Linked DNA regions of Mus musculus: region 1 is linked to region 2. The links are chromatin loops, found by intact Hi-C in ENCODE. Cell type or tissue: heart. All regions are shown on one strand. Each heading gives the region's core, and the rest is flanking DNA. Links, peaks and the distances in the headings are about the cores only.

Region 1 (16,146 bases), core at 4,485-12,484, 50 kb after region 2:
GATCTAGTATCAGTTTTCATGAAACTGATAGAGGACTTTAGGATGGACATAAATAACACCCTTAAAGAACTACAAGAGAACACAGGTAAACAGTTGGAAGCCCTCAAAGAAAAAAAAACACAAAAATCCCCTAAAGAATTAAAAGAATTACAGGAAAACACAATCAAGCAGGCAAAGGAAATGAAGAAAACCATCCAAGATCTAAAAATGGAAATAGAAACAAGATAATCACAAAGGGAGACAACCATGGAGTTAGAAAACCTAGGAAAGAGTTCAGGACTCATACATGCAAATTTCACCAACAGAATACAAGAGATAGAAGAGAGAATATCAGGGGCAGAAAACACTATAGAAAACATTGACACAAAAGTCATAGAAAATGCAAAATGCAAAAGGCTCCTAAACCAAAACATCCAGGAAATCCAGGACACAATGAGAAGACCAAACCTAAGGATAATAGGTATATAAGAGAGCAAACATTCCCAACTTAAAGGGCCAGTAAATATCTTCAACAAAATTATAGAAGAGAACTTCCCTAACCTAAAGAAAGAGATGACCATGAACATACAAGAAGCCTACAAAACTCAAAATAGAGTAGCTCAGAAGAGAAAGTTCTCGCATCACATAATAATTAAAACAACAAATGCACTAAATATAGATAGAATATTAAAAGCAGTAAGGGAAAAAGGTCAAGTAACATATAAAGGCAGACCTATCAGAATTACACCAGATTTCTTGCCAGAGACTATGAAAACTAGAAGATCCTGGGCAGATGTCACACAGACCCTAAGAGAATACAAATGCCAGCCCAGGCTGCTATACCCAGCAAAATGCTCATTTATAATAGGTGGAAAAACCACGATATTCCATGGCAAAACCGAATTTACACATTATCTTTCCACAAATCCAGCCCTACAAAGGATAATAGAAAGAAAACACCAACAAAAGGAGGGAAACTACACCCTAGAAAAAGCAAGAAAGTAATAGCCACAGAAACATAATTCTATCTCTAACAACAAAAATAACAGGAACTAACAATCACTTTTCCTTAATATTTCTTAACATCAATGGACACAATTCTCCAATAAGAAGATGTAGACTAACAGACAGGATATGTAAACAGGACCCAACATTTTGCTGCATACAGGAAACCCACCTCAGGGACAAAGATAGACACTATCTCAGAGTAAAAGGTTGGAAAACAAATTTTCAAGCACATGGTCCCAAGAAACAAGCTGGAGTAGCCATTCTAATTTTGAATAATATCATTTTCAACCTAAGGTTATCAAAAAAGATAAGGATGGACACTTCATACTAATCAAAGGTAAAATCTACCAAGATAACCTCTCAGTTCTGAGCATCTATGCTCCAAATGCCAGGGTACCCACATTCATAAAAGAAACTTTACTAAAGATCAAAGCACACATTGCACCCCATACCATAATAGTGAGAGACTTCACCACCCCACTCCCAGCAATGGGCAGATAATGGAAACAGAAACTAAACAGAGACAGTGAAACTCACAGAAGTTATGAATCAAATGGATCTAACAGATATTTATAAAACATTTCATACTTAAGCAAAAGACTATACCTTCTTTCTCAGCATCTCATGGTACGTTTTCCAAAATTGGACACATAATTGTTCACAAAACAGGCTCAACAGATACAAGAAGATTGAAATAATCCCATGTACCCTATCAGATCACCACCGACTAAAGCTGGTCTTAAATTCCAACAAAAACAATGGAAAGCACACATACATATGGAAGTTGAGCAACGCTCTACTCACTGGTAACCCGGTCAAGAAAGAAATATAGAAAGAAACTAAAGACTTTTTATAAATTAATGAAAATAAAGAAAAATCATATCAAAAGCTAAGGGACACAATGAAAGCAGTCTTAAGAGGAAAATTCATAGCTCTAAGTGCCTCCAAAAAGAAACAAGAGAGAGATTACACTAACAGCTTGACAGCACAACTGAAAGTTCTAGAACAAAAAGAAGTTAGTAGACCTGAGGAGTAGACAGCAGGAAATAATCAAACTCAGGCTGAAATCAGCCAAATAGAAACAAAAAGAACTATACAAAGAATCAACAAAACCAGGCACTGGTTCTTTGAGAAAATCAACAAGATAGATAAACTATTAGCGAGGATAACTGGAGGGCACAGAGACAGTATCCAAATTAATAAATTCAGAAATTAAAAGGGAGACATAACAAAGGAAACCATGGAAACTGAAAAAGCATCAGATCCTATTACAAAAGCCTATACTCAATAAAATTGGAAAATCTGGATGAAATGGATAATTCTCTAGACACATAGCAGGTGCCAAAGTTAAAACAGAATCAGACAAACCATCTAAACAGTGCTGCAACCTCTAAAAAAAAATAGAAGCAGTCATTAATAGCCTCCCAATCAACAAAAGTCCAGGCTCTGATATGTTTAGTGGAGAATTCTATCAGACCTTTAAAGAAAACCTAATACCTATACTCTTCAAACTATTCCACAAAAGAGAAACAGAAGGCACACTACCCAATTCATTGTATGAAGCTACAGTTACTCTGATAATAAACCACACAAAGGCCAAACAAAGATAACTTCAGACCAATTTCCCTTATGAACATTGACACAAAAATACTCAATAAAATTCTTGCCAAATGAATCCAAGAACACAACAAAACGATCATTCAATATGATCAATTAGGCTTCATCCCAGGGATGCAGGGATCCTTCAATATATGAAAATCCATCAATTTCATCCACTACATAAACAAACTCAAAAAAGAGATCATTACATTAGCTGCCGAAAAAACATGTGAGAAATTTCAGCATTCCTTCATGTTAAAAACCTTGAAAAGATCAAAAATTCAAGGCCCACACCTACACATAGTAAAAACAATATAAAGCAAACCAGTAGCCAACATCGATCTAAATGGAGAGAAACTTGAAGGAATGTCACTAAACCCAGGCACTAGACAATTCCACCCACTCTCTCCCTACCTATTTAATATAGTACTCAAAGTCCTAGCCACAGAAAATAGACAACAAAAGGAGGTCAAAGGGATACAAATTGGAAAGGAAGAAGTCAAAATATTGCTATTGCAGATGATATGATAGTATACTTAAGTGAACCCAAAAATTCCACCAGAGAACTCCAAAAGCTGATAAACAACTTCAGCAAAATTGATGAATATAAAATAAACTCAAATCAGTAGCCTTCCTGTACTCAAAGGATTAACAGGCTGAGAAAGAGATTGGGGAAACGACACCCTTCTCAATAGTCACAAATAAGATTACATACCTTGGTGTGATTCTAACCAAGCAAATGAAAGATCTATATGACAAGAACATCAAGTCTCTAAAGAAAGAAATTGAAGAAGATTTCATAAGGTGGAAAGATCTCCCATGCTAATGGATTGGCAGGATAAATAGAGTAAAAAGGGCCATCTTGTTGAAAGCACTCTATTGATTCAATGCAATCTCCATCAAAATTCCAACTCAATTCATCATAGAGTTAGAAAGAGAAGTTTGCAAATTCATTTGGCATAATGACAACAACAACAACAACAACAACAAACAAAACAAACAAACAAACAAAAAACCCCCAAAAAACCCAAAAAAACCAAAAACCAAAAAAAGCCAGGATAGAGAAAACTATTCTCAACAATAAAAGAACCTCTAGTGGAATCACCATCCCTGACCTCAAGCTATATTACAGAGTAACAGTGATAAAAACTGCATGGTATTGGTACAGAGATTGGCAGGAAGATCAATGGAATAGAATTGAAGACCCAGATATGAACCCACACACACATGGTCACCTGATATTTCACAAAGGAGCTAACATATCCAGTGGAAAAAGGACAGCACTTTTAACAAATGGTTCTGGTTCAACTGGTGGTAAGCATGTAGAAAAATGCAAATTGACTCATTCTTATCTCCTTACACAAAGCTCAAGTCCAATCGGATCAAGGACCTCCACATAAAACCAGATACACTGAAATATATAGAGGAGAAAGTCAGAAAGAGCCTTGAACACTTGGGCACAGGGGAAAATTTCCTGAAGAGAATACCAATGGCTTACGATCTAAGATCAAGAATCAACAAATGGGACCTCATAAAATTGCAAAGCTTCTGGAGGGCAAGGGATACTGTCAATAAATCAAAATGGCATCCAACAGATTGGGAAAAGATCAATCTTATATCTGATAGAGGGCTGGTGTCCAATATATACAAAGAACTCAAGAAGTTAGACTCCTGAGAATCAAATAACCCTATTAAAAATAGTATACAGAGCCAAATAAAGAATTTTTAACTGAGGAATATAGAATGGCCAAGAAAAACCCAATGAATTCTTCAACATCCTTATTCATCAGGAAAATACAATTCAAAATAACCCTGAGATTCTACCTCACATCAGTGAGAATGACAAAAATCAAAAATTCAGGTGACAGTAGATGCTGGTAAGGTTGTGATGAAAGAGGAACACTCCTCCATTGATGGTGGGATTGCAAGGTGGAACAATCACTCTGAAAATCAGTTTGGTGGTTCCTCAGAAAATTGGACATGGTACTACCTGAGGACCCAGCTATACCACTCTTGGGCATATAGATGATGCTCCAACATGTAATAAGGACGCAAGCTCCACTATGTTCAGAGCAGCCTCATTATTCCAGCCAGAAGCTGGAAAGAACCCTTCTGTCTTTCAACAGAAGAATGGATACAGAAAATGTGGTACATTTACACAATGGAGTACTACTCAGTAGTACTGCAAGCTTTTCACTTTCTTGGTTAGAGTTACTCCAAGATATTTTGTATGTTTTGAGGATATTTTGAAAAGTAGCATTTCCCTGATTTTTTCTCAGTCCATTTGTCATCTCTATCCTGAAGGCTACTGTTTTTTGATTGTCAATTTTATATTCAGTTATTTTGCGAAAAGGGTTGACTAGCTGGATGACTACCCTGGAGGATTTTTTAAGCCACTTATGTATACAATCATATCAGCTGCAAATAGTCAGCTTGACTTTTCTTCTTCTAATTTATACTTCTTGATCTTCATGTGTCTTATTCTATTTAAAATTTCAAATGCTGTATTGAATGGATTTGGAGAAAGCGAACAACTCTGTTTTGTTTCTGAGTTTAGAGGAACTGTTTTAAGTTTCTTTTTTTAAAATATTTTTATTAGATATTTTCTTCATTTACATTTCAAATGCTATCCCAAAAATTCCCTATACCCTCCCCCTTGCCTTGCTCCCCAACCCTAAGTTGATGTTGGCTATGTGTTTGCTTTAAATTGCCTTTATTATGTTGAATTATGTCCCTTGTATCCCTAATTTCTCCAGGACTTTTATCATAAAAAGGTGTTGGAGTTTGTTAAATGCCTTTTCTGCATCTAATGAGATTATCATGTGTTTCTTTTTTTCTTTCAGTCCGTTTATGTGGTAGGTTACATTTATTGATTTTTGTATATTAAACCATCCCTGGAATGAAGCCTACTTAGTTATGGTGGATAATCTTTGTGATGTGTTCTTGGATTCAGATTATAATTAGCTTATTGAGAATTTTTGGGTCTTTATTCATAAGGGAAATTGGTCTATAATTCTTCTTTCTTGGGTCTTTATGTGATGTAAATATCAGGGTAACTGTGGCCTTGTAGAAAGAATTGGGAAATTTTCTTCAAGAGAGCCTCAGGAAGGAAACAAATGGCTTGTGAGGGCAGGTCTCATACCCAGATGCAGAAGGTCAATTCAAAACAACCTCAGTGGCATCTTTGGAAAGTCTTTGTCTCATAATGCTGAGACAGGGAGGTTTTTTTTTTCTAAATTTTATTTTTAAACTTAAAAGTCATTTGCATAATTATTATGGATTTTGTTTCTGTGATTTATGGGATTCCTGTATATATATATATATATATATATATATATATATATATATATGTGTGTGTGTGTGTGTGTGTGTGTGTGTGTGTGTGTGTGTGTTTCTGCCACTCCTTGTTTCTTGTGTTTTTCCTTTGACTCTTTTTCTTATGTTTGTTTTATCCTGTTACAAATTATTTTTGTTTTATCTTACAGTATTTTATTTTACTTTTCATTATATGCCTCCTTTTTTTTCTAAAGTGAGACAGAAAGAATGTAGATTTTGAATGGGAGGTGAGCTGGAGAAGAACTTGGAGCAGGGGGTAACATAATCAGAATGTATCACATGAAAAACAAATTACTTTCAATAAAATAATAAAATAAAATAAACTGAAAACAAAATAAAAATGAGAAAGCTTACTATTAACTTATTTCCCTAATATTTTATAAACAGAACACACGATGGAACTAGTTATATTGATAGTATGGTGATTAACTCACAATGCCCAGAATAACACTGACTTCACCCTCCTGGGGAATCTCTGGGAAGCATTAAGGGAATTTGGAAGTGTTTAAAGAATCATTTTGAAACTAAAATAAGAAATGTTGTCTCCCTATAGTCTGGATTTTCCTGACAAATAGTACTGCTGCTGTTATATTTTTTGTGTTTCTTCCTGAAAATTATCAATGTTCCAGTTTTCTACTGGTTTTAAAGGATTTAGGTGAGAGAGAAACGTTTGCATGATTCTGTTTTGCAGATAACAAAACATTTAAACAGGAGCTTGAAATACTAAATAATATTAAAGAAAATCAGTCCCCAAAATATTGATTAGCACCAGTAATTATCCACATGAACACAGTGATGGACATTCACTGTTCGTGAAGGTAATAAATCTGTCAGAAGGTTTGAATGTAAAGTCCTAGTAATATTAAATTAATGACTGATTAGAGCATTCAACATATTCAATTTTATGCAAGTTTTTCCTAACTGAAGTACAATCTGATGCTCAAATATTACTTATTTTATTTTTAGAATGAGAAAAGTTGACCTTTGTGTTTGTGTGTGTGTCTGTATGGAATAAAAATTCTTTAATTTCATTAATAATGAGATTATGGGTGTTTAATGGTTATGATGACAATAAGATCCTTATATCTCTCATGTATCACTCACTTTTAAATTTATGAAGTGAAAGCATTACAAAACAGTATTTTTTGAACGATTCTTATTTTGCTAGTAGGGATATTCTTACTTTGGTTGTTGGAATTCATAAAGAAAATTGAATTAGTTAATTCAGGACAAAATTCTCATATAATTCTCAAAGTAAAGTATTTAACAGTGAATGAAAAAAAGAGGCCATGACTTTGAAAGAACAAGTTGGAGTGTATGGGAGTATATGTGTGTGTGTGTGTGTGTGTGTGTGTGTGTGTGTGTGTGTGTGTGTACGATACACCTAAGAGTAAATTAAGAGAGGCTGTGGATCTGAAAGAGAGTAAGGGAAGAGATATTGGAGATGTTGAAGGAAGGGAAGAAAACAATGTAATTACATTTTAATTAAAAATAATGACTTTGTAAAAGTAGACAAATGATACAAATGTATAAACAATAATGAAATGAAATCTCCCCTTAGGAACACATCAGGAGCACAAGTCATGACAGTTGTATCATTTCTTTGTGACTGTTCCTTATTTATTCTTCCATTATAGTGATTGTTTGGGATAGAGATGACAGTAGAAAACCAGACTGTGGTGGCAGTGTTTGTTCTCACAGGACTCACTGAGAGACCCGAGTTGCAGGTTCCCCTCTTCCTGGTTTTCTTCACCATCTACCTCATCACCATGGTGGGCAACCTTGGGCTCATTGCTCTCATCTGGAAGGACCCTCACCTCCACACTCCCATGTACTTATTTCTGGGAAGCTTAGCTTTTGCAGACGCCTGTGCTTCATCTTCTGTGACTCCCAAGATGCTTGTCAATTTTTTATCTAAGGATCACAGAACATTCTTGGTTGAGTGCTTCACCCAGTTTTATTTCTTTGGTTCCAGTGCAACGACAGAATGTTTCCTACTGTCAGTGATGGCCTATGACCGCTATGTGGCCATATGCAACCCTTTGCTTTATCCAGTGATGATGTCCAATAGCCTCTGTATGAAATTTATACATGTTTCATATATTGTAGGTTTTCTACATTCAGCAATTCATGTGGGCTTGTTAGTGAGATTAAATTTCTGCAAGTCCAACATCATACACTATTTCTACTGTGAAATCTTGCAGTTATTCAAAATTTCCTGCACTGATCCTACAATGAACGTCCTTCTGGTTTTAATATTTTCAGCTTTGATACAAGGCTTGACTTTTATGACTATTATCGTCTCCTACTTCTCTGTCCTTCTTGCCATCCTGAAAACAAAGTCTGAGAGGGGCAGACGCAAAGCCTTCTCCACCTGCAGTGCTCACCTGCTCTCCGTGTCTCTGTTCTATGGCACACTTTTCCTCATGTATGTGCGTCCCGGGTCTGGATCAGGTGAAGATAAGGACAGAATGTATTCTTTATTTTACACAATAATAATTCCCTTTCTAAATCCTTTTATATACAGTCTGAGGAACAAAGAGGTAACAGCTGCTCTGCGAAGAAAAATGAAATAAATCGTATCCAGATAAGTTTCAGGCCAATTCTTCCTTCCTTAAGGGAGATGGGAAATCTCTAGAATTATGGATTGGAATCTTTTCTTCCAGGTCACCAGTAGCTCATGAGCTCCTGTTGAAGGCAGTGAGCATCTCGTCATGTTTTCTAGTAATGTTTGGCACTGTAACCCACAGTCAGTGCATCCAGAAATACTATGCTCATTTGCACCTGAGCATTTGGCTTCTACAGACTAAGTGTCTCTTAGGAAATTCCAATTTTATGAGGAGTAATTGGAAATACTACTTACAAATTATGAGAAGTGATAATAAAATGTGGTCCTAACTGAGACAGGAATACAAAGTTATTTTCTTGAATGCCCCTAGCACAGAAAGTTAATGTAGCTTTTTGGATTTTTGACCTCTGTAGAACAATGAAAACAAATCTCAATCTCTTTCTCTTTCTCTTGGTCAAATATATTCCCAAGAAATGTAGAATTTTAGAGCAAATGTTAGGAGAATTTAAAAGCAATATTGGATGGAAGCAACTGGAATGAGTTTAAAAGGGTTTAAAAATAAATTATTACTCATGCTTATAACTCAACATATAATTGTATTGATATTGCAAGTAGTGATGTATTCAAGAATATGTAAATTTTATATTTTGGTATAGTAAAATAAATGTCAGAAGTCAGCCTTGTGTTTGTCATTTTCACTGGTAACAATATTTGAACAGAAGGTAAGGGAAAAAGGAACATATGTGAATTATAGGAATTTGCTAGGATGATAAGTGGCAGTGAGTACTCTCTCAGCTAGTGGTTGTTATCTAGGCTCATGATTTTATATTTTATTCATATAACATAGAATTATATGAATCAACTGCGAAAAACAGAATCATATTCCTCACTCATTCTAGCTTTTTCAGGAACATTTACTAAGAAAAATAATTATAAAAAGGAGAATTCAAGTTTCATAATTTTGAGTATTTATATGACAATTTAGATGTTAATTTCATAATTCCAAGAACTTTGCCATATATTTTAGCTAAATATTTAGGTATGAAACAAATATATTTTATCACATATCTCTTGGTAAAAATACTTTTAAGAGAAGTATAACTTCAATATTATAACTTTCAGATTCTTTAATTTAGGATTCCAATAACAAAGAAAAAATTCTGCCTGTGACAATATTTTATTTTATTGTCTTTCACATCCAATCTACACTTAAAGGAAACTTTCACAATATTATATATTTTATATGATTCATTTTTACAAATACTAAAGTAAAAATTTCCATAACATGTTTATTTTTATCCTAGTGAATTTTTTTCTACATTTTACCATTGGTATTTTCAAGATATTGTCATAAATACCTTTAGTTACTTATAAACTCATGAGACATTCATTTTTTTCTTGTGTATGATATACACTTATATACTCTTTTTTGTCTTTATAGTCACACAAGTAATATGTAATTTTACCTGCCTTATTTTTAATAAAGTCCCATGTCTTGTACTAGACTGCCTTGTATGAAAATTACTTGACAGTTCCTTTCAGTTGAAGGAACTGACATTTGGATACTCATAGCCTCATCACAAGACAGCCCTTATTTCTGAAATGTACTTGAAGTGATTATTTAATGGAAATGTTCATGGATCTATTATTCCACTTAACAGTCAAGGTTTTTCACTTGCTAGCATGTATTTTTTGTGAAATACTGACTTGCTGACAGATGAAAGCATGCTAAGTACTCCTGAATACAAGGTGATAGTTAAGCTACCTAAAGTAAGAATTTGCAAGTCCCCAGTTCTGATCTCCCTTGTGCTCATTCAATCAGTCAGATGGTATTCAGTGACCAAGACCAAGGAATGCCTATATGGTAATTCAAGGTCTCTGTAGTGTTTCTGGTTCATTCATTTGACATTCTTATTTAAAATGGAATAAGCCTGAGTAAAATACTTCACTAAATAAGCACTAAGTGATTCCTTTACATCTTGTTTGATTATCTTCCTATACTTAAATAACTGGTATAAGAATGAGAACAGATATTTTTATAATGATCCCAGAATAGTTTGATGTTGAGGTTTATATAAGAGAAATTATGGGTAAGAATTCTTATATATAAAACTTAGATGATACAACTATAAATAAGGAAGAAGGAAGGAAAGAAGGAAGGGTAAGAGGGGAGAAGGAAAAGAAGAGAAGGGGAAAGACAGATGACAGAAGAGAATAAAAAAGAAAAGAAGAAAGGTCTTTGCCTGAATTAAACGATCACCTTTAATGCATTCCTCACACAACTTCCTTGAAATTTTATAAGTTCACAATATATTTACTATTTTGTTCATTCAGAGCTGTAGTGGGTATTGAAATCAGAATGTTACAGGTGTGGGGCAAATACTGGTGCTGTATCACCAAGGTAGACCTTCTGCCCTTAATTGTTTTGCTATAAACTCTTCATGTAGTCTGTTCAGTGAGCCATTTACTTAATAAAATCCAGTATTTATAATTTGAAAAGTATTTGCACAGAAATTAAGTTTGAGAATTTTCAATTAATTAATGGGTTGGGATTAGATGGTGGCAAAAGAGTGAACACACGCACAAAAAAGAAAGAAAGAAAGAAAGAAAGTAAGTAAGAAAGAAAGAATTGATATTGGGCTGGCTAATGAAATCACCTGGTGCTAGTTGAAGAATTAACATGATAACATAGAGGTGGTTGCAGCTGAGACAACTACATAACACATAAAGCTTGTTGTCAACAATATGACACTCATTGCTTAAAATAGTTTGAAAAATAATCAGGCACTAATTACTAACATAAATAAAAACTGCCATTAAAGTTTTATGTTGCTGTGCTTACACTGGTATAACCAGATGAAATGCCAGGAACTGTACTAGACTTTTAAACTTACTCTGTTTATTGGGATGTGGAATATTATATCTCTAGTAGAAAGTGACTTCTGGCATTGTTTTGGAAAATGAACAAAAATGGATATACATATAAAGAGAGAGAGGGGTAGGTATGTTCTGTGAAGAGTGATGAGATGTGACTTGCTGCTGTTTTTTATTTTGCTTTGAAAGCTCTTTTGTAGGTTTATTTGTATGGAATTATTTAAAGACTGTATTGAAGAAGAAAAGTGTCCAATAGAAAATAGAATATAAATGATCTTTTAACTAATGTAAATAAGAAAAGATTACTATCTCAAAAGTTATTAAAATGTTCCTAATGAATATAAGCAGATTGGAATATATATTAGAAAAGGTGAAATATTGTTTTTTAAAAAAGACATAATATCATATTGCGTAGTATATGGCCATGAAAGAGAGAAAAGGAAACGCATATGAATGCTCTATGTGATGCATGATTGTTAGTTTTCTTTATACTTCCCACTCCTTTAGAGAAATGAGAAAGCCAAGTCCAGAAGCCTTGAGGTCTGTCTTATTCCCTGTTTTCCATCTTCTAGTCCATACCTCTAACAACAATCTATAGCCTTTAGCCACCACCAGATGAAATGCTGATCCCAATTTCCTCCCTTTTGACTCCTCTGGGCAAATCCTGCCACAGCTAGCTTCCCCCTGCCCCCTCTGTACCCCATTCCTTGGACCACTGCTCTCCCTGCATCCCTGGAGGGCTGCTGCTGCCAAGCCAATCAGGTGAGCTCCTCATTCCCCAAACCCCTTCCTGCTATGTCCCCATCAGGTCCAGCAACCTTGAGGTCTGCCCTGCCCCCTCTGCAATCCATCTTCTGGCCCATATCTTTAACAACAATCCCAGATTATCTACAGCTATCAGGGATCATCATATGAGACCCCTATCACAATTCTTTGCCTGCTGGCCCCTCTGGGAAAACTGAGTAGTGGTGAGCTCTGCTGTGCCCCTCTGCACTCCATTTCAGAGGCCACAATTCCACCTACATCCATAGAGGACTGCTGCTGCCCAGGACAAACAGATGCCTGCAGTCATCAAGGACTAGCACTACCTGCATCCCTAGAGGCCTTCTATCACCAGGGACAACCAGCAGCCTGAAGGCAACATAGACTACCAGCTTTTCATTCATCACTGGAAGCCTGATGCTACCAGGGACAGCCAGCTCAAACTTCAGTTCTAGAGGCCTGCTAACATTAGGGACTACCAGCTCTACCTGCACATCCAGAGGCTTGCTAAAATCAGGGAACATCAGGCCCCTAACACCAGATACAACCAAATGGCTAGAGACAAGCATGAAAATAAAACAACAAAAGCTAGGGCAATAGGGCACCACCCGAACCCAGAAATCCTACAACAGTAGCCTTGAGTATTCTAACATACCTGAATCACAAGAAAATATGAACTTAAATATAATGTTTTGAAGATGATAGAGGACTTTCAAAAGAAAATGAATAAATTCCTTAAATAAATACTGGAAATACAATCAACCAGGTGAAGGAAATAGAAAAAAAAAAAAGATTCAAGACCTGAAAATAGAAATAGAGGCAATAAAGAAAACATATACTGAGGGAATACTGGAAATGGAAAACCTAGAAAAGAGAACAAGAACTACAGATACAAGCATCACCAACAGAATACAAGAGATGGAAGAGAGAATCTCAGGTCTACACAATAGAAGATACAATAGAAGAAATTGATACATTGGTCAAAAACAATAATGCTAAAGTTAAAAGATCCCAACACAAGACATCCAGGAAGTTTGGGGCATCATGAAAAGTCAAAACTGAAAAATAGTGGGAATAGAAGGTAACAACTCCCAATTCAAAGGCCCAGAAAATATCTTCAACTAAATCATAGAAGAAAATGTCCCTAACACGAAGAAAGAGATACATATAGACATGCGAGAAGCTCACAGAACACCAAATAGAGTGGAACAAAAAAGAAAATCTCCCATCAGATAATAATCAAAACATAAATGCATAGAACAAAGAGAGAATATTAAAAGCTACAAGTGATAAAAGCCAAATAACATATACAGGCAGATCTTTTAGAATTACACCAGTCTTCTCAACAGAGATTTTAAAAGACAGAAGGCTCAGGCAGATGTCTTACAATCTCTAAGAGATCACAGATGCCAGCTCATACTACTATACTCAGAAAAACTTTCATTTATTAAAGACTGAGAAAACAAGTCATTCCACCACAAAACCAAATTTAAACAACATCTTTTGAATAATACAGGTATACACAGGATACTTCAAAGGAAACTCAACAAAAAGAAGGTAATGATACTCAAGAAAATACAAGAAATTGATAATTCCATACTAGAAAAAGCAAAAGAAGTCTCTCTCTCTCTCTCTCTCTCTCTCTCTCTCTCTCTCTCTCACACACACACACACACACACACAAACACAAACACCATTAATATCAATATAACAGGAAATAACAATCATTGGCCATTGATATCTCTCAACATTAATGGACTCAATTCCCCAATAAAAACACACAGGTTAAGAATGTGGAACCAATTTTGTTCCCTATTCTAAGGAGGAATGAAGTATCCACACGTTGGTCTTCCTTCTTCTAGATTTTCTTGTGCTTTGCAAATTGTATCTTGGGTATTCTAAGTTTCTGGGCTAATATCTACTTCTCAGTGAGTGCATATCAAGTGACTTCTTTTGTGATTGGGTTACCTCACTCTGGATGATATCCTCCAGATACATCCATTTGCACAACAATTTCTGAAATTCATTCTTTTTAATAGCTGAGTAGTACTCCATTGTGTAAATGTACCACATTTTCTGTATCCATTCCTCTGTTGAGGGACATCTGGGTTCTTTCCAGCTTCTGGCTATTATAAATAAGGCTGCTATGAACATAGTGGAGCATGTGTCCTTCTTACCAGTTGGAACATCTTCTGGATATATGCCCAGGGGAGGCATTGCAGGATCCTCCGGTAGAACAATGTCCAATTTTCTGAGGAACTGCCAGACTGATTTCCAGAGTGTTTGTACAAGCATGCAATCCAACCAGCAATGGAGGAGTCTTCCTCTTTCTCCACATCCTCACCAGCATTGGCTGTCACCTGAATTTTTGATCTTAACCATTCTGACTGGTGTGAGGCGGAATTTCAAGGTTGTTTTAATTTGCATTTCTCTGATGAAATTTTTCAGGTGCTTCTCAGCCCTTCGATATTCCTCAGTTGAGCATTCTTTGTTTAGCTCTGAATCCCATTTTTTAAATGGACTTATTTGAATTTCTGGAGTCCAGCTTCTTGAGCTCTTTGTATATATTGGATATTAGTCCCCTATCAGATATAGGATTGGTAGGGAGCAAAATACCCATGGAAGGAGTTACAAAGTTTGGAGCTAAGTTGAAAGGATGGACCATCCAGAGACTACCCTACCTGATGATCCATCCCATAATCAGCCACCAAAAGCAGACGCTATTGCATATGCTAGCAAGATTTTGCTGAAGGGACCCTGCTATAGATGTCTCACATGAGGCTATGCCAGTGCCTGGCAAATACAGAAGTGGATGCTCACAGTCATCTATTGGATGGAACACAGGGCCCCCAATGGAGGAGCTAGAGAAAGTACCCAAGGAAGTGAAGGGGTCTGCAACCCTATAGGTGGAACAACAATATGAACTATCTATTACTCCCAGAGCTCATGTCTCTAGCTGCATAGGTATCAGAAGATGGCCTAGTTGACTATCATTGGGAAGAGAGGCCCCTAGGTCTTGCAAACTTTATATGCCCCAGTATAGGGAAACGCCAGGGCCAAGAAGTGGGAGTGAGTAGGTAGGGGAGCAGGGTGGGGAGAGGGTATAGGAAACTTTTGGGATAGCATTTGAAATGTAAATAAAGAAAATATCTAATAAAAAATAGCAAAAAACAAAAATCAAAAATAACAACAAAAAACAAAACAAACAAACAAGAATGTGGAACCTAAACAGGATCTATCATATATGGTTGTCTCCTGAGAGGCTCTGCCAGCATCTGACATGCAGAGGTAGAAGCTCACAGCCAACCATTGAACTGAGCTTGGGGGTCCCCAATTGAGGAGTTGTAGAAGGGACTGGAGGAGCTGTGTGAGTTTGCAGCCCCATGGAGGGAGCAACATTGTCAACAGGCCAATACCCTTGGAGCTCCTGGGGACTGGACCAACAACCAAAGAGTACACATGGGGAGACCCATGACACTGGCCACATATGTGATAGAGGATGGTCTTGATGGACATTAGTGGGAGGAGAGGCCTTTGGGCCTGAGGAATTCGGTGCCCCAGTGCAGAGGACTGCCAGGACAGGAGGATGAGAGAGGGTGGGTGGAAGAGCACCATAGAGGAAGGGGGAGGGGAATGGGATAGGGGGGTTTCTGAAGAGGAAACCTGGACAGGGGAAAACATTTGAATTGTAAATAAAGAAAATATCTAATCAAAAGGAAAAAAAAAAGAAAGAAACACACCTCAGCGACAAAGAAAGATATTACCTAAGAGTAAAGGGCTAGAAAAAGTTTTCCAAGCAAATGGACCCAACAAATAAGCTGGAGTATCTACTATCTAATAAAATAGACTTTCAACTAAAAGCAATCAAAAGAGATGGAAAAAGGAAACTTTATTCTCATTAAAAGAAAAATCCACCAAGATGATGTCTCAATTCGGAATAGCTATGCCCCAAATGCAAGGGCACCCACATTAGTATACTGAACATAAATGGTCTAAGAAGGGAATTAGGGAAACATCAC
Region 2 (16,146 bases), core at 3,002-11,001:
CCTTGAAGAAAGAATTGGGATATTTTCTTCAAGAAAGCCTTAGGAAGGAAGCAAATGGCTTGTAAGGGCAGGTCTCATGCCCAGAAGCAGATGGTCAATTCAAAATGACCTCAGTGGCATCTTTGGAAAGTCTTTGTCTCATAATGCTGCGAGACAGTGAGTTTTTTTCTAAATTTTATTTTTTAAACTTAATAGTCATTTGCATAAATATTATGGCTTTTGTTTCTGTGATTTATTGGATTCCTGTATATATATGTATGTATTAGTGTTTCTGTCACTCCTTGTTTGTTGTGCTTTTCCTTTGACTCTTTTTCTTGTTTGTTTTATCCTGTTACAAATTATTTTTGTTTTATCTTACAGTATTTTAGTTTTCATTATATGCCTCCTAGTTTTCTAAAGAGAGATAGAAAGAATGTGGATTTTTGAATGGGAGGTGAGCTGGAGAAGAACTTGGAGCAGGGGGTAACATAATCAGAATGTATCACATGAAAAACAAATTACTTTCAATAAAATAATAAAATAAAATAAACTGAAAACAAAATAAAAATGAGAAAGCTTACTATTAACTTATTTCTCTAATATTTTATAAACAGAACACATGATGGAACTAGTTATATTGCTAGTTTGGTGATTAACTCACAATGCCCAGAATAACATTGACTTCATCCTCCTGGGGAATCTCTGGGAAGCATTAAGGGAATTTGGAAGTGTTTAAAGAATCATTTTGAAACTAAAATAAGAAATGTTGTCTCCTTATAGTCAGGATTTTCCAGACAAATAGTCCTGATGCTGCTATACTTTTTGTGTTTCTTCCTGAAAATTATCAATGTTCCAGTTTTCTACTATTTTTTAAAGGATTTAGGTGAGAGAGAAACGTTTGCATGATTCTGTTTTGCAGATAACAAAACATTTAAAAGGAGCTTGAAATACTAAATAATATTAAAGAAAATCAGTCCCCAAAATATTGATTAGCACCAGTAATTATCCACATGAACACAGTGATAAACATTCACTGTTCGTGAAGATAACAAATCTGTCAGAAGGTTTGAATGTAAAGTTCTAGTAATATTAAATTAATGACTGATTAGAGCATTCAACATATTCAATTTTTATGCAAGTTTTTCCTAACTGAAGTACAATCTGATGCTCAAATATTACTTATTTTATTTTTAGAATGAGAAAAGTTGACCTTTGTGTTTGTGTGTGTGTCTGTGTGCAGTAAAAATTCTTTAATTTCATTAATAATGCGATTATGGTTGTTTAATGATTATGATGACAATAAGATCCTTATATCTCCCACGTATCACTCACTCCTAAATTTATGAAGTGAAAGCATTACAAAACAGTATTTTTGAACGATTCATATTTTGCTAGTAGGGATATTCTTACTTTGGTTGTTGGAATTCATAAAGAAAATCAAATTTGTTAATTCAGGACAAAATTCTCATATAATTCTCAAAGTAAAGCATTTAACAATTAATATAAAAAAGAGGCCATGACTTTGAAAAAGCAAGTTGGAGTACGTGGGAGGATTTAGAGAGTGGAATGGGAAGAAAGAATTACTGTGATTATATTATAATCTGAAAAATAACAGTTATAATAACATTATAGGTTTGTTCATGTAATGTTTCTTTCAGTATAATTCATAGTTAAGGATTTTGAAACTCGTTCATTCTTCCTGAACTTTCAGGAAAAATAAACTGACGTCTCACAATTGGTTACTTATGGTGATTTTTAACTTTCAAAGAGATAGCATCTACTTATATTTAAAAATTGCATAAGGCCTGTTTTTATATTGTTTTCTCATAGTAAAATATTTTTATATTACTCAAGCATCAGTAGTATGACTCTATAAATAAGAAAGTTAGCACTTGTAGAAATAACATAGCAACGTGTATATATACTTCCAAAAATATTTTTTCCTTTTCAAAAATCATAAGCAAAACAGTAGCACCCATTTGCAAACCCAGCCCTTAGGTGACAGAGGCAGAAGAATCACTGTGTGTTCAAGAATTAATCTACAAAGCAAGTTTCAAGCCACCAAACACTACAGAGTCAGACCGTATATCAAGAAGAAAAAAAAAAAGGAAACCTTGAGTTTCTTCAGATACTATAGGTCGTGAATAAACCCTTGATTTCATAGAAATGGTAAAATTTGCATTCATAAATGGTGACAAGACATTCAGAAAAAATGGAATAAAAAATATCTCTTTAAAACTTTTACAGCATTTGAATTCAAAACATATACTATACCAGAATTGTTATAACCTTGTCACACTGAAAATATTTTTTGTTAAATTATCCATATTGAGTGATTTTTTTAAGGACATACTGTGTATATATAAGTAGATATTATAAGTACTGAATATATTGTGTTTATATGTTTAGGTATATATATATGTGTGTGTGTGTGTGTGTGTGTGTGTGTGTGTGTGTGTATGATACACATAAGAGTAAATAAAGAGAGGCTGTGGACTGAGAGAGAGCAAGGGAAGAGATATTGGAGATGTTGAAGGGAGGGAAGGAAACAATGTAATTACATTTTAATTAAAAATAATGACTTTGTAAACATAGACAAATGATACAAATGTATAAACAATAATGAAATGAAATCTCCCTTTAGGAACACATCAGGAGCACAAGTCATGACAGTTGTATCATTTCTTTGTGACTGTTCCTTATTTATTCTTCCATTATAGTGATTGTTTGGGATAGAGATGACAGTAGAAAACCAGACTCTGGTGGCAGTGTTTGTTCTCACAGGACTCACTGAGAGACCCGAGTTGCAGGTTCCCCTCTTCCTGGTTTTCTTCACCATCTACCTCATCACAATGGTGGGCAACCTTGGGCTGATTGCTCTCATCTGGAAGGACCCTCACCTCCACACTCCCATGTACTTATTTCTGGGAAGCTTAGCTTTTGCAGATGCCTGTGCGTCATCTTCTGTGACTCCCAAGATGCTTGTCAATTTTTTATCTAAGGATCACAAAACATTCTTGGTTGAGTGCTTCACCCAGTTTTATTTCTTTGGTTCCAGTGCAACGACAGAGTGTTTCCTACTGTCAGTGATGGCCTATGACCGCTATGTGGCCATATGCAACCCTTTGCTTTATCCAGTAATGATGTCCAATAGCCTCTGTATGAAATTTATACATGTTTCATATATTGTAGGTTTTCTACATTCAGCAATTCATGTGGGCTTGTTAGTGAGATTAAATTTCTGCAAGTCCAACATCATACACTATTTCTACTGTGAAATCTTGCAGTTATTCAAAATTTCCTGCATTAATCCTACAATGAACGTCCTTCTGGTTTTAATATTTTCAACTTTGATACAAGGTTTGACTTTTATGACTTTTATTGTCTCCTACTCCTCTGTCATTTTTCCCATCCTGAAAACAAAGTCTGAGAGGGGCAGACGCAAAGCCTTCTCCACCTGCAGTGCTCACCTGCTCTCCGTGTCTCTGTTCTATGGCACACTTTTCCTCATGTATGTGCATCCTGGGTCTGGATCAGGGGAAGATAAGGGCAGAATGTATTCTTTATTTTACACAATAATAATTCTATTTCTAAATCCTTTTTTTATTACGTATTTTCCTCAATTACATTTCCAATGCTATCCCAAAAGTCCCCCATACCCTTCCCCACCCCAACTTCCCTAAACACCCATTCCCCTTTTTTTTGGCCCTGGCATTCCCCTGTACTGGGGCATATAAAGTTTGTGTGTCCAATGGGCCTCTCTTTCCAGTGATGGCCGACTAGGCCATCTTTTAATACATATGCAGCTAGAGTCAAGAGCTCCGGGGTACTTGTTAGTTCATATTGTTTTTCCACCTATAGGTTTACAGATCCCTTTAGCTCCTTGGGTACTTTCTCTAGCTCCTCCATTGGGAGCCCTGTGATCCATCCAATAGCTGACTGTGAGCATCCACTTCTGTGTTTGCTAGGCCCCGGCATAGTCTCACAAGAGACAGCTATATCTGTGTCCTTTCAGCACAATCTTGCTAGTGTATGCAGTGGTGTCAGCATTTGGAAGCTGATTATGGGGTGTATCCCTGGATATGGCAGTCTCTAGATGGTCCATCCTTTCCTCACAGCTTCAAACTTTGTCTCTGTAACTCCTTCCATGGGTGTTTTTTCCCATTTCTAAGAATGGGCACAGTGTCCACACTTTGGTCTTCATTCTTCTTGAGTTTCATGTGTTTAGCAAATTGTATCTTATATCTTGGGTATCCTAGGTTTCTGGGCTAATATCCACTTATCAGTGAGTACATGTTGTGTGAGTTCCTTTGTGATTGTGTTACCTCACTCAGGATGGTGCCCTCCAGGTCCATCCATTTGGCTAGGAATTTCATAAATTCATTCTTTTTAATAGCTGAGTAGTACTCCATTTTGTAAATGTACCACATTTTCCGTATCCATTCCTCTGTTGAGGGGCATCTGGGTTCTTTCCAGCTTCTGGCTATTATAAATAAGGCTGCTGTGAATATAGTGGAGCATGTGTCCTTCTTACCAGTTGGGACATCTTCTGGATATATGCCCAGAAGAGGTATTTCAGGATCCTCCAGTAGTACTATATCCAATTTTCTGAGGAACTGCCAGACTGATTTCCAGAGTGGTTGTACAAGCTTTCAATCCCACCAACAATGGAGGAGTGTTCCTCTTTCTCCACATCCTTGCCAGCATCTGCTGTCACCTGAATTTTTGATCTTAGCCATTCTGACTGGTGTGAGGTGGAATCTCAGGGTTGTTTTGATTTGCATTTCCCTGATGATTAAGGATGTTGAACATTTTTTCAGGTGCTTCTCTGCCATTCGGTATTCCTCAGGTGAGAATTCTTTGTTCAGTTCTGTGCCGCATTTTTTAATGCGGTTATTTTATTTTCTGGAGTCCACCTTTTTGAGTTCGTTATATATATTGGATATTAGTCACCTATCTGATTTAGGATAGGTAAATATACTTTCCCAAACTGCTGGTGGCCGTTTTGTCTTATTGATGGTGTCTTTTGCCTTGCAGAAGTTTTGCAGTTTCGTGAGGTCCCACTTGTCAATTCTCCAACTTACAGCACAGGCCATTGCTGTTCTATTCAGGAATTTTTCCCCTGTGCCCATATCTTCAAGGTTTTTCCCCACTTTCTCCTCTGTAAGTTTCAGTGTCTCCGGTTTTATGTGAAGAGCCTTGATCCACTTAGATTTGATCTTAGTACAAGGAGATAGGAATGGATCGATTCACATTCTTCTACATGACAACAACCAGTAGTGCCAGTACCATTTTTTGAAAATGCTGTCTTTCTTCCACTGGATGGTTTTAGATCCCTAGTCGAAGATCAAGTGACTATAGGTTTGTGGGTTCATTTCGGGGTCTTCAATTCTATTCCATTGGTCTACTTGTCTGTCACTATACCAGTACCATGCAGTTTTTACCACAATTGCTCTGTAGTAAAGCTTTAGGTCAGGCATGGTGATTCCACCAGAGTTTCTTTTATCCTTGAGAAGAGTTTTTGCTATCCTAGGTTTTTTGTCATTCCACACGAATCTGCCAAATTCCCTTTCTAATTCATTGAAGAATTGAGTTGGGATTTTTATGGGGATTGCATTGAATCTGTAGATTGCTTTTAGCAAGATAGGCATTTTTACTATATTGATCCTGCCAATCCATTAGCATGGGAGATCTTTCCATCTTCTGAGACCTTCTTTAATTTCTTTCTTCAGAGACTTGAAATTCTTATCATACAGATCTTTCACTTTCTTAGTTAGAGTCACGCCAAGATATTTTATATTATATGTGACTATGGAGAAGGGTGTTGTTTCCCTAATTTCTTTCTCAGCCTGTTTATTCTTTGTGTAGGGAAAGGCCATTGACTTGTTTGAGTTAATTTTATATCCAGCTACTTCATTGAAGCTGTTTGTCAGGTTTAGGAGTTCTCTGGTGGAATTTTTAGGGTCACTTATATATACTATCATATCATCTGCAAAAAGTGATATTTTGACTTCCTCTTTTCCAATTTGTATCCCCTTGATCTCCTTTTGTTGTCTAATTGCTCTGGCTAGGACTTCAAGTACAATGTTGAATAAGTATGGAGAGAGTGGACAGCCTTGTCTAGTTTCTGATTTTAGTGGGATTGCTTCAAGTTTCTCACCATTTCTTTGATGTTGGCTACTGGTTTCCTGTAGATTGCTTTTATCATGTTTCGGTATGGGCCTTGATTTCCTGATCTTTCCAAGACTTTTATCATGAATGGGTGTTGGATCTTGTCAAATGCTTTTTCTGCATCTAAGAAGATGATCATGTGGTTTTTGTCTTTGAGTTTGTTTATATAATGGATTACTTTGATGGATTTCCATATATTAAACCATCGCTGCATTCCTGGAATAAAACCTACTTGGTCAGGATGGATGATTGCTTTAATGTGTTCTTGGATTCGGTTAGCGAGAATTTTATTGAGGATTTTTGCATCGATATTCATAAGAGAAATTGGTCTGAAGTTCTCTATCTTTGTTGGATCTTTCTGTGGTTTAGGTATCAGAGTAATTGTGGCTTCATAGAATGAGTTGGGTAGAGTTTCTTCTACTTCTATTTCATGGAATAGTTTGTGCAGAACTGGAATTAGATCTTCTTTGAAGGTCTGGTAGAACTCTGCACTAAACTCATCTGGTCATGGGCTTTTTTTGGATGGGAGACTATTAAGGACTGCTTCTATTTCTTTAGGGGATATGGGACTGATTAGATCATTAATTTGATCCTGATTAAACTTTGGTATCTGGTATATGTCTAGAAATTTGTCCATTTCGTCCAGGTTTTCCAGGTTTGTTGAGTATAGCCTTTTGTAGAAGGATCTGAAGGTGTTTTGGATTTCTTCAGGATCTGTTGTTATGTCTCCCTTTTCATTTCTGACTTAGTTAATTAGGATGTTGTCCCTGTGCCCTCTAGTGAGTCTAGCTAAGGGTTTATCTATCTTGTTGATTTTCTCAAAGAACCAACTCCTAGTTTGGTTGATTCTTTGAATAGTTCTTCTTGTTTCCACTTGGTTGATTTCACCCCCGAGTTTTATTATTTCCTGCCGTCTATTCCACTTGGGTGAATTTTCTTCCATTTTTCTAGAGCTTTTAGATGTGTTGCCAAGCTGCTAGTGTGTGCTCTTTCCAGTTTCTTTTTGGAGGTACTCAGAGCTATGAGTTTCCCTCTTAGAAATGCTTTCATTGTGTCCCATAAGTTTGGGTATGTTTTGGCTTCATTTTCATTAAACTCTAAAAAGTCTTTAATTTTTTTTCTTTATTCCTACCTTGACCAAGGTATCATTGAGAAGAGTGTTATTCAGTTTCTACGTGAATGTTGGCTTTCCATTATTTATGTTGTTATTGAAGATCAGCCTTAGTCCATGGTGGTCTGATAGGATGCATGGAACAATTTCAATATTTTTGTATCTTTTGAGGCCTGTTTTGTGACCAATTATATGGTCAGTTTTGGAGAAGGTCCCATGAGGTGCTGAGAAGAAGGTATATCCTTTTGTTTTAGGATAAAATGTTCTCTAGATATCTGTTAAGTCCATTTGTCTCAAAACTTCTGTTAGTTTCACTGTGTCCCTGTTTAGTTTCTGTTTCCACGATCCATCCATTGATGGAAGTGGTGTGTTGAAGTCTCCCACTATTATAGTGTGAAGTGCAATGTGTGCTTTGAGCTTTATTAAAGTGTGTTTAATGAATGTGGCTGCCCTTGCATTTGGAGCATAGATATTCAGAATTGAGACTTCCTCTTGGAGGATTTTACCTTTGATGAGTATGAAGTGTCCCTCCTTGTCTTTTTTGATAACTTTGTTTGGAAGTCGATTTTATTTGATATTAGAATGTCTACTCCAGCTTGTTTCTTCAGAACATTTGCTTGGAAATTTGTTTTCCAGCCTTTCACTCTGAGGTAATGTCTGTCTTTTTCCCTGAGATGGGTTTCCTGTAAGCAGCAGAATGTTGGGTCTTGTTTGTGTAGCCAGTCTGTTAATCTATATCGTTTTATTGGGGAGTTGATTCCATTGATATTAAGAGATATTAAGGAAAAGTAATTGTTGCTTCCTTTTATTTTTGTTGTTAGCGTTGGCATTCTGTTCTTGTGGCTGTCTTCTTTTTGGTTTGTTTAGGGATTACTTTCTTGCTTTTTCTAGGGCGTGATTTCTGTCCTTGTATTGTTTTTCTTCTTTTATTATCCTTTGAAGGACTGCATTCGTGGAAAGGTAATGTGTTAATTTGGTTTTGTCGTGGAATACTTTGGTTTCTCCATCTATGGTAATTGAGAGTTTGGCTGGGTATAGTAGTCTGGGCTGAAATTTGTGTTCTCTTAATGTCTGTATAACATCTGCCCAGGCTCTTCTGGCTTTCATAGTCTCTGGTGAAAAATCTAGTGTAATTCTGATAGGCTTGCCTTTATATGTTACTTGACCTTTTTCCCTTACTGCTTTTAAAATTCTCTCTGAGAAGTAAGCAATAAAGCTTTTGCTGCAGAAGATTCCGGTTTGTTGCGTCTTTCTTGCTGGTCAAGTGGGACACAATAAGTGGCGCCGAGAAACCCAGGAACTTTATACCATCACACTGGCGCAAGGAAGATCCCTCATTCACAGGGTGGAACCAGAACTGCGGGACAAAAGGCTCTTCAAGGTACGTACAATCTTGAAATTTCTCCAGAGTTAGAAGCTCTTTTGATGGTTTGCATGGCGATTGCACTTTTCCTTTTGGTTTCGTTTTGCTTCCACCGCTGGCACTGCTGACTGGTTCTTAGTCGCTGTCAGGCCTGTACAGCGCCTGTACAGCGACCAGTTTCAGTTGCTGTCAGGACTGGACAGCGACTGGACAGCGACCAGTTTCAGTCGTGGTCAGGACTGTACAGCGGTAGTATGGGAATCTCCCATTCTATAGTAGTTGCCTTACGCTCCGTCCTGAAGCAGTGTGGCCTAAAAATCGCCACTACAACCTTAGAGGGATTTGTCAGGGAGATAGACCGTGTGGCACCATGGTATGCTTGCTCAGGGTCGTTTACTGTCGCCTCTTGGGACAAACTGAAAGGAGATCTAGTTAGGGAACAGCAGAACGGCAAACTTAAAGCAGGGATCATGCCGTTGTGGAAATTGGTGAAATCGTGTTTAACAGATGAGGATTGTCAGCAAATGGTAGAAGCAGGGCAGAAAGTTTTGGACGAAATTCAAGAAAGTCTATCAGAGGTAGAGCAGGGAGAGAGAGTAAAAGTAGAGAGGAAATAAAGTGCACTGAATAATTTAGGCCTTTCCAGGGGCCTTGAGCCTGAGGAAAAGAGATATAAAGGAAAGAATGCCTTGGGAGAGATTAGAAAAAGGGATGGAAAGGGAAAGAAGAAGTGAGATTGAGCTGGAGAGGCACATAAGGAAAGGAGCCTCTACCTGCCACTAGATGAGTTTAAGCAGCTAGCTGTCAGTAGCTCAGAATCGGATAAGGAACTTAGCTCCTTTGAGGAAACAGACTTAGAGAAGGAAGTGACAGGCTATGAGGGAGAAAGATACCAGTCAGATGAAAGACGAGTTAATCAGTTACAGAATAACATGAAAGCAGCTAGAGACAAATGCCAAATCTTTGCGCAGTCTTCGGATCCGCAACGTCAGGGTTTTAGTGTACCTCCGCCTTATGTGCAGAAGCGCCATTCAGAGCCTTATGTGCAGAGGCACCATTCAGAGCCTTATATGCAGAGGTATCATTCAGACTCATTTATTCCAAAAAAGGAACAGAGGAAAATGCAACAGGCATTTCCAGTTTTTGAAAGAGCTGAGGGAGGGCGTGTTCACGTTCCAGTAGAGCATATACAGATTAAGGAGCTTGCAGAAGCAGTCCATAATTATGGAGTCAGCACTAATTTCACTGTAGCACAAGTTGAAAGACTTGCGACTCATGCTATGACTCCTGGTGATTGGCAGACTGTAGTAAAAGCTGTAGCCCCCAGTATGGGAATGTATCTTGAATGGAAAGCCTTGTGGCAGGACTCCTGCCAGACGCAGGCAAGGGCCAATGCCACCATGGAAGGGGACATGGACGTTTGAATTGCTTACAGGTCAGGGACAGCATGCTGCTAACCAAACAGATTATCATTGGGGAACATACGCCCAGATCTCAGCTGCCACTGTTAAGGCATGGAAGGCACTCTCTAAGAAGGGAGAGGCAAGTGGGCATTTGACCAAGATCACTCAGGTTGCCCAGGAGTTGTTCTCAGATTTTGTGGCTAGAATGACAGAGGCAGCAGGGAGAATATTTGGAGATACAGAAGCAGCTATACCTTTAATTGAACAGTTGATATATGAACAGGCTACCCAGGAATGCAGGGCAGCTATTATACCTAGAAAAAGCAAGGGACTGCAGGACTGGTTGAAGGTTTGCCGTGAACTTGGAGGGCCACTCACTAATGCCAGTTTAGCAGCTGCCATTCTACAAGGACAAAAAAGCCCTGACATGGCTGAGCTCAAACTCTGCTATAATTGTGGCAAACCAGGACACTTAAAAAAGGACTGTAGAGCCCTTGTCAAAAGGAGAGCGCCAGGACTGTGTACTAAGTGTGGAAAAGAATATCATTGGGCTAGCGCTTGTCATTCAGTCAGGGACGTTCAAGGCAGGTCCCTGCAGCCAGGATTCCCTCAAGCAGTAGATAGTGAGACCATTTCAAAAAACCAGTACAGGGCCCTCAGGTCTCAGGGCCTGAAAACATAAGGGACCTCGACAGGAGAAAGGTGGACCCCACAGTTTGCAGGGCAACAGAAGGCTCAGCTGGATTGGACCTCCGTACCACCACCCAATTCATGCTGATCCCTCAAATGGGAGTGCAGCCTATTCCTACTGACTGTAAAGGACCTCTGCCATCCAGGAGTGTCGTCCTAATATTGGGCAGGGCTTCCCTTACACTACAAGGTCTTATTGTTCACCCTGGAGTTGTAGATCAAGATTATGAAGGGGAACTTCAAGTTCTCTGTTCCTGTCCTCAGGGTGTCTTTTCTATTTCACAAGGGGATAGAATAGCTCAGTTAATAATTCTGCCAAGCCTACATGGCTGTTTTCCCTCTTCTGGTGTCCCTCGAGCTACCAGAGGGATTGGTTCTACTGGAAATGATTCGGCTTACTTAATAATGCCTTTAGATTCCAGGCCATCCTTAGAGTTAGTTATAGAAGGGAAACAATTTAAGGGGATTTTAGACACAGGAGCAGATAAAAGTATTATTTCTTCTCACTGGTGGCCAAAAACTTGGCCTGTTACTCAGTCATCACATTCTTTGCAAAGTTTAGGTTATCAGTCCTGTCCCACTATTAGTTCCCGTTCTTTGAGCTGGACAGCACCTGAAGGTCAAACGGGATGATTCACTCCCTATGTTTTACCACTCCCAGTAAATCTCTGGGGGAGAGACATCTTACAGGCACTAGGACTGATCTTGACTAATGAATACTCGCCACAAGCTGTTCAAATGATGAAGAAAATGGGCTATAAAGAAGGAAGGGGATTAGGGAAAGGTGAGCAGGGTAGACTTGAACCTCTCCCTCAAAAAGGTAATATTGGGAGACAAAGTTTGGGTTTTTTCTAGAAACAGCTGTTGAGAGTTCCATGCCCATACCATGGCTTACAGAGGAAGTTGTATGGATTCCTCAATGGCCTCTCTCCTCTGAAGAATTAGAAGCAGCCACAAAACGAATTTCTGAACAGCTACACTTGGGTCATTTAGAGCCCTCTACCTCACCCTGGAATACACATATTTTCGTAATTAAGAAAAAATCTGGCAAATGGCGCTTATTACATGATCTTAGAGCAATTAATGCACAAATGCGTCTGTTTGGACCAGTTCAGCAAGGGCTACCATTGCTTTCTGCCTTACCCAAAAATTGGGAAATTATAATTATAGACATTAAAGATTGCTTTTTCTCTATACCTTTATGCCCTCAAGATAGGCAAAGATTTGCGTTTAGCATCCCAGCCATTAATCATTTAGAGCCGGATCAAAGATACCAATGAAGGTCATACCTCAGGGGAATGGTGAATAGCCCCACCCATGTGTCAACTGTATGTACAATTGGCACTTACGTCAGTTAGAGAGCATTTTCCATCATTACAGGTGATAATTTATATGGATGACATTTTGATTTGCCATAAAAATTCAGTTATTGCAAGATGCATACCCTATATTAATAAAAACATTAGGGCAATGGGGATTGCAGGTGGCCACCGAAAATGTGCAAGTTGCTCAAATGGGAGCCTTCCTAGGGTCACTCATTTATCCTGACAAAATTGTTCCTCAAAAATTAGAGATTTGCAAAGATCAACTACATACCTTGAATGATTTCCAAAAATTGTTAGGAGATATTAATTGGCTGAGACCATTTTTAAAAATTCCATCAGCAGAATTAAAGCCCTTATTTGACATATTAGAGGGAGATACCCATATCTCCTCCCACAGAGCACTTACTCCAGCTTCATGTCAAGCTTTACAAACTGTAGAAAAGGCCTTACAAGATGCTCAATTACAACGCATTGATGAGTCAAAGTCATTTGAATTGTGCATATTAAAAACTGCAGTTACCAACAGCGGTCTTATGGCAAAATGGGCCCTTATTGTGGGTCCATCCTAATGCTTCCCCTGCAAAAAATCCTAATGCAGTTGCTCAACTTGCACTTAGGGGGATAAAAGCAGCCATTACTTATTTCGGGAAAGAACCTTATATGCTAACTGTACCTTATACTTCTGCTCAGTTTCAAACCCTGGCAGCAACAACTAATGATTGGGCAGTCTTGGTTGCCTCCTATTCAGGACAAATTAATAACCATTATCCAAAACATCCAATTTTACAATTTGCCTTATGCCAAGCTATAGTATTTCCAATAATAACAGCCAAACACCCACTTCCGGATGGGGTAGTAGTGTATACAGATGGATCCAAATCTGGTATAGGTGCATATGTAGTAAATGGCCAAGTAACATCTAAACAATATAATGAGACATCACCCCAGGTTGTAGAGTGTTTGGTTGTTCTAGAAGTCCTTGAAACTTTTCCAGGACCGCTCAATATTGTATCTGATTCCTTATATGTAGTTAATGCAGTTAATACGCTTGAAGTTGCAGGCTTAATTAAACCATCTAGTAAGCTTGCTCACATTTTTCAAAAAATTCAGTCAGCCTTGTTACACAGAAGACATCGTATCTATATTACTCATGTTAGAGCTCATTCTGGCCTTCCTAGCCCCATGTCTTATGGAAATTACTTAGCAGACAAAGCCACTAGAATCGTGGCTGCTGCTCTGGCCTCGCAGGCAGAGGCTGCAAGGGAGTTTCATAAACGCTTTCATGTGACAGCTGAGACATTACACCGCCGTTTCACTTAAACCAGGAAAGAAGCTCGTGACATTGTCACCCAATGTCAAAACTGTTGTCAATTTTTACCTACTCCTCATGTAGGGGTAAACCCTCGAGGCATCAGGCCATTACAGGTCTGGCAAATGGATGTCACTCATATTTCCTCCTTTGGGAGAAATCAGTATTTACATGTTTCCATTGACACCTGCTCTGCTGTAATGTTTGCCACACCTTTAACAGGTGAAAAAGCCTCTCATGTTATACAGCACTGCCTAGAAGCGTGGAGTGCTTGGGTCAAGCCCACAATTCTTAAAACGGATAATGGGCCAGCATATACTTCTACTAAATTTCAACAATTTTGTCATCAAATGGATGTCACTCACCTGACTGGCCTTCCTTATAATCCTCAAGGACAAGGCATTGTTGAACGTGCCCACCGCACACTCAAGTCTTATCTTATAAAACAAAAAGGGGGAGTTGATGAGACTCTGCCCTCAGTGCCAAGAGTATCGGTATCTATGGCGCTCTTTACACTTAATTTTTTGAATCTCGACGAGCAGGGACGTTCTGCAGCTGAGCGACATAGTTCAGACCCTGATAGACCAAAAGAAATGGTCAAATGGAAGGATGTTTTAACTGGTCTGTGGAAAGGCCCGGATCCTATCTTAATCAGATCCCAGGGAGCTGTTTGTGTTTTTCCACAGAGTGAAGACAACCCATTTTGGCTGCCGGAATGACTCACCCACAGGATATTCATCAAGGATGGTGCAGAAGATGCTGACCTCCCGAGGACTGTTTCTGATCCTGACAATGCTGAACTTGTCTCAGGTTCCTAGTATAATGGGCGAACAGAGATGGGCTATTCTCTCGACTTTCCCTAAACCAATTCTAGTTCGCCATGATGCTATAGTTTTTCTAAAATTCTTTACTACTAATAAAACAGTGGATTTGCCATATTTACCCTATGATCCCACCCGAGCACCATTAGGAGAAAATCGCTCTTTATTAGAACAGGGTTCTTTATGTTTTCAAATTAATGGACCAGGAAATTGTATCAACCTCACAGCCCGAGCTTTAGGGAAGTTTAATGAGCATCGAGGAGGTTGGGTGAGCACAACCCAAGATACTTCCAATGTAGATATAACCTTTACAAATCGAACCTTTTGGCAGGAGGTAATTTGGGTTAATGGTACATTTCTACCACCTAACTTTTCAGACGAAGAACGTCCCCACCAACCAAAAATAGCTCCTCATTGTAGCTTGGAAGATGAAGGGCTGATCCTGCCTTGGTCTGATTGTCAATCCTCCATCACTCGTTTGGCAGATCAGAGTAAAACTTTTTCCTTTTCTCCCAACATGATAGATGACCCAGAGAAGGAATTTGTTATGAAAAAGGGACTTTTCATACAGGACTTTAGAATGCATCCCTTTCACAAGTGGGTGCTTTGTGGAGTCAATGTCAGTTGTACAGAACTCAATCCTTTGATTTTTATCCAGGGAGGAGCAGTTGGAAAGGCTTCTTTTACTGGCATCCCAAGATTTGCTCAGTATTGGGGAATACATGATGCCTCCCAGGACTCTTATGGATATAGTAATACCAGTGTAGAGATCACTGGGTTCAATAAAACTTTGGTAAACCAGATTAATTATCCATCGATTAATTATCCATCAACCCCAGTCTGTATTTACCCCCCTTTCTTGTTTATTCTTTCAAATGATTCATTTGAAGTCTGTTCCAATGATTCTTGTTGTATTTCTCAATGTTGGGATGTAACAAAGAACACCCGTGCCATGGTGGCACGGATCCCGTGTTGGATCCCTGTTCCGGTGGAAACACCTTCCACCTTATCTCTGTTTCGACAAAAGAGAGATTTTGGCATTACTGCTGCCATGATCATAGCAATTTCAGCCAGTGCAGCTGCTGCTACAGCTGCAGGGTATGCTATGGTTAGTACGGTTCAATCAGGCACAAAATTAAATCAGCTTTCAGCAGATCTGGCTGATGCCATCACTGTCCAAACCTCTGCTAGTACCAAGTTAAAGGGAGGGCTGATGATTTTGAATCAGAACCTTGACCTGGCAGAGGAACAGATAGGTGTTCTATACCAGATGGCCCAGTTGGGTTGTGAAAGAAAACTGGAAGCTCTGTGCATTACGAGTGTCCAATATGAAAATTTTACTTATGCAGCTAATCTGTCTAGACAGTTTTCTTTATATCTTGCAGGAAATTGGTCTGAAAGATTCGATGAGACCCTTGAGGCCCTGAGAGCGGCCGTTCTAAAGATCAACTCGACACGAGTGGACCTGTCATTGACAGAGGGCCTCTCCTCCTGGATTTCATCTGCATTTTCTTATTTTAAGGAATGGGTGGGGGTAGGTTTATTTGGTGTTGCCACCTGCTGTGGACTTGTGTTCATGCTCTGGTTGGTTTGCAAGCTCAGAACCCAACAGACAAATGACAAGGTTGTGATAACTCAAGCTCTTGCTGCCATCGAGCAAGGGGCCTCCCCCGAAATCTGGCTATCTATGCTCAAAAATTAGTTGATATTGGTGGCTGGCCTCTTTTATAGAGTTCGCCCTAGGTCATTTAGTAGTTATTGTCACATAGCACTGCGGTATCCAGGGACAGGCAACTTTCCTCATGCACAGATCAACCTAAGACACGGGGCCCGGTGGTGATAGGGTTACCCTATGACAGGAAAGGCTGTGACATTGGAGGAATGACCTAAGACAGGAGCCACAGAGGATGGGCATAATTACACAGGCCTAGACCAGTCTCAAATTTTAATAAAATAAAAAGGGGGAGATGTGGA

Evidence for each region. Peaks named below come from ENCODE experiments on the same cell type or tissue, not always from the same donor. Only the 100,000 strongest peaks of a DNase experiment are listed, where the experiment ranks them.
Region 1: it touches region 2 in a loop (8-fold over the local background); 6 of 42 quality-filtered maps call a loop at or near these places.

What each region holds. Positions count from the first base shown.
Region 1 is chr16:59,193,856-59,210,001 of GRCm38, reverse strand. It overlaps Olfr198 (olfactory receptor 198), which reads left to right and starts at 7,578. Exons shown (of 1, transcript NM_001011808.1): 1 at 7,578-8,498. The coding sequence starts at 7,578. The coding sequence ends at 8,498. In heart, for the core only: no CTCF peak of the experiment used is centred there; no DNase peak of the experiment used is centred there.
Region 2 is chr16:59,242,572-59,258,717 of GRCm38, reverse strand. It overlaps the pseudogene Olfr200-ps1. Among named protein-coding and RNA genes, the nearest start is that of Olfr201, 19 kb to the left of the region's middle. In heart, for the core only: no CTCF peak of the experiment used is centred there; no DNase peak of the experiment used is centred there.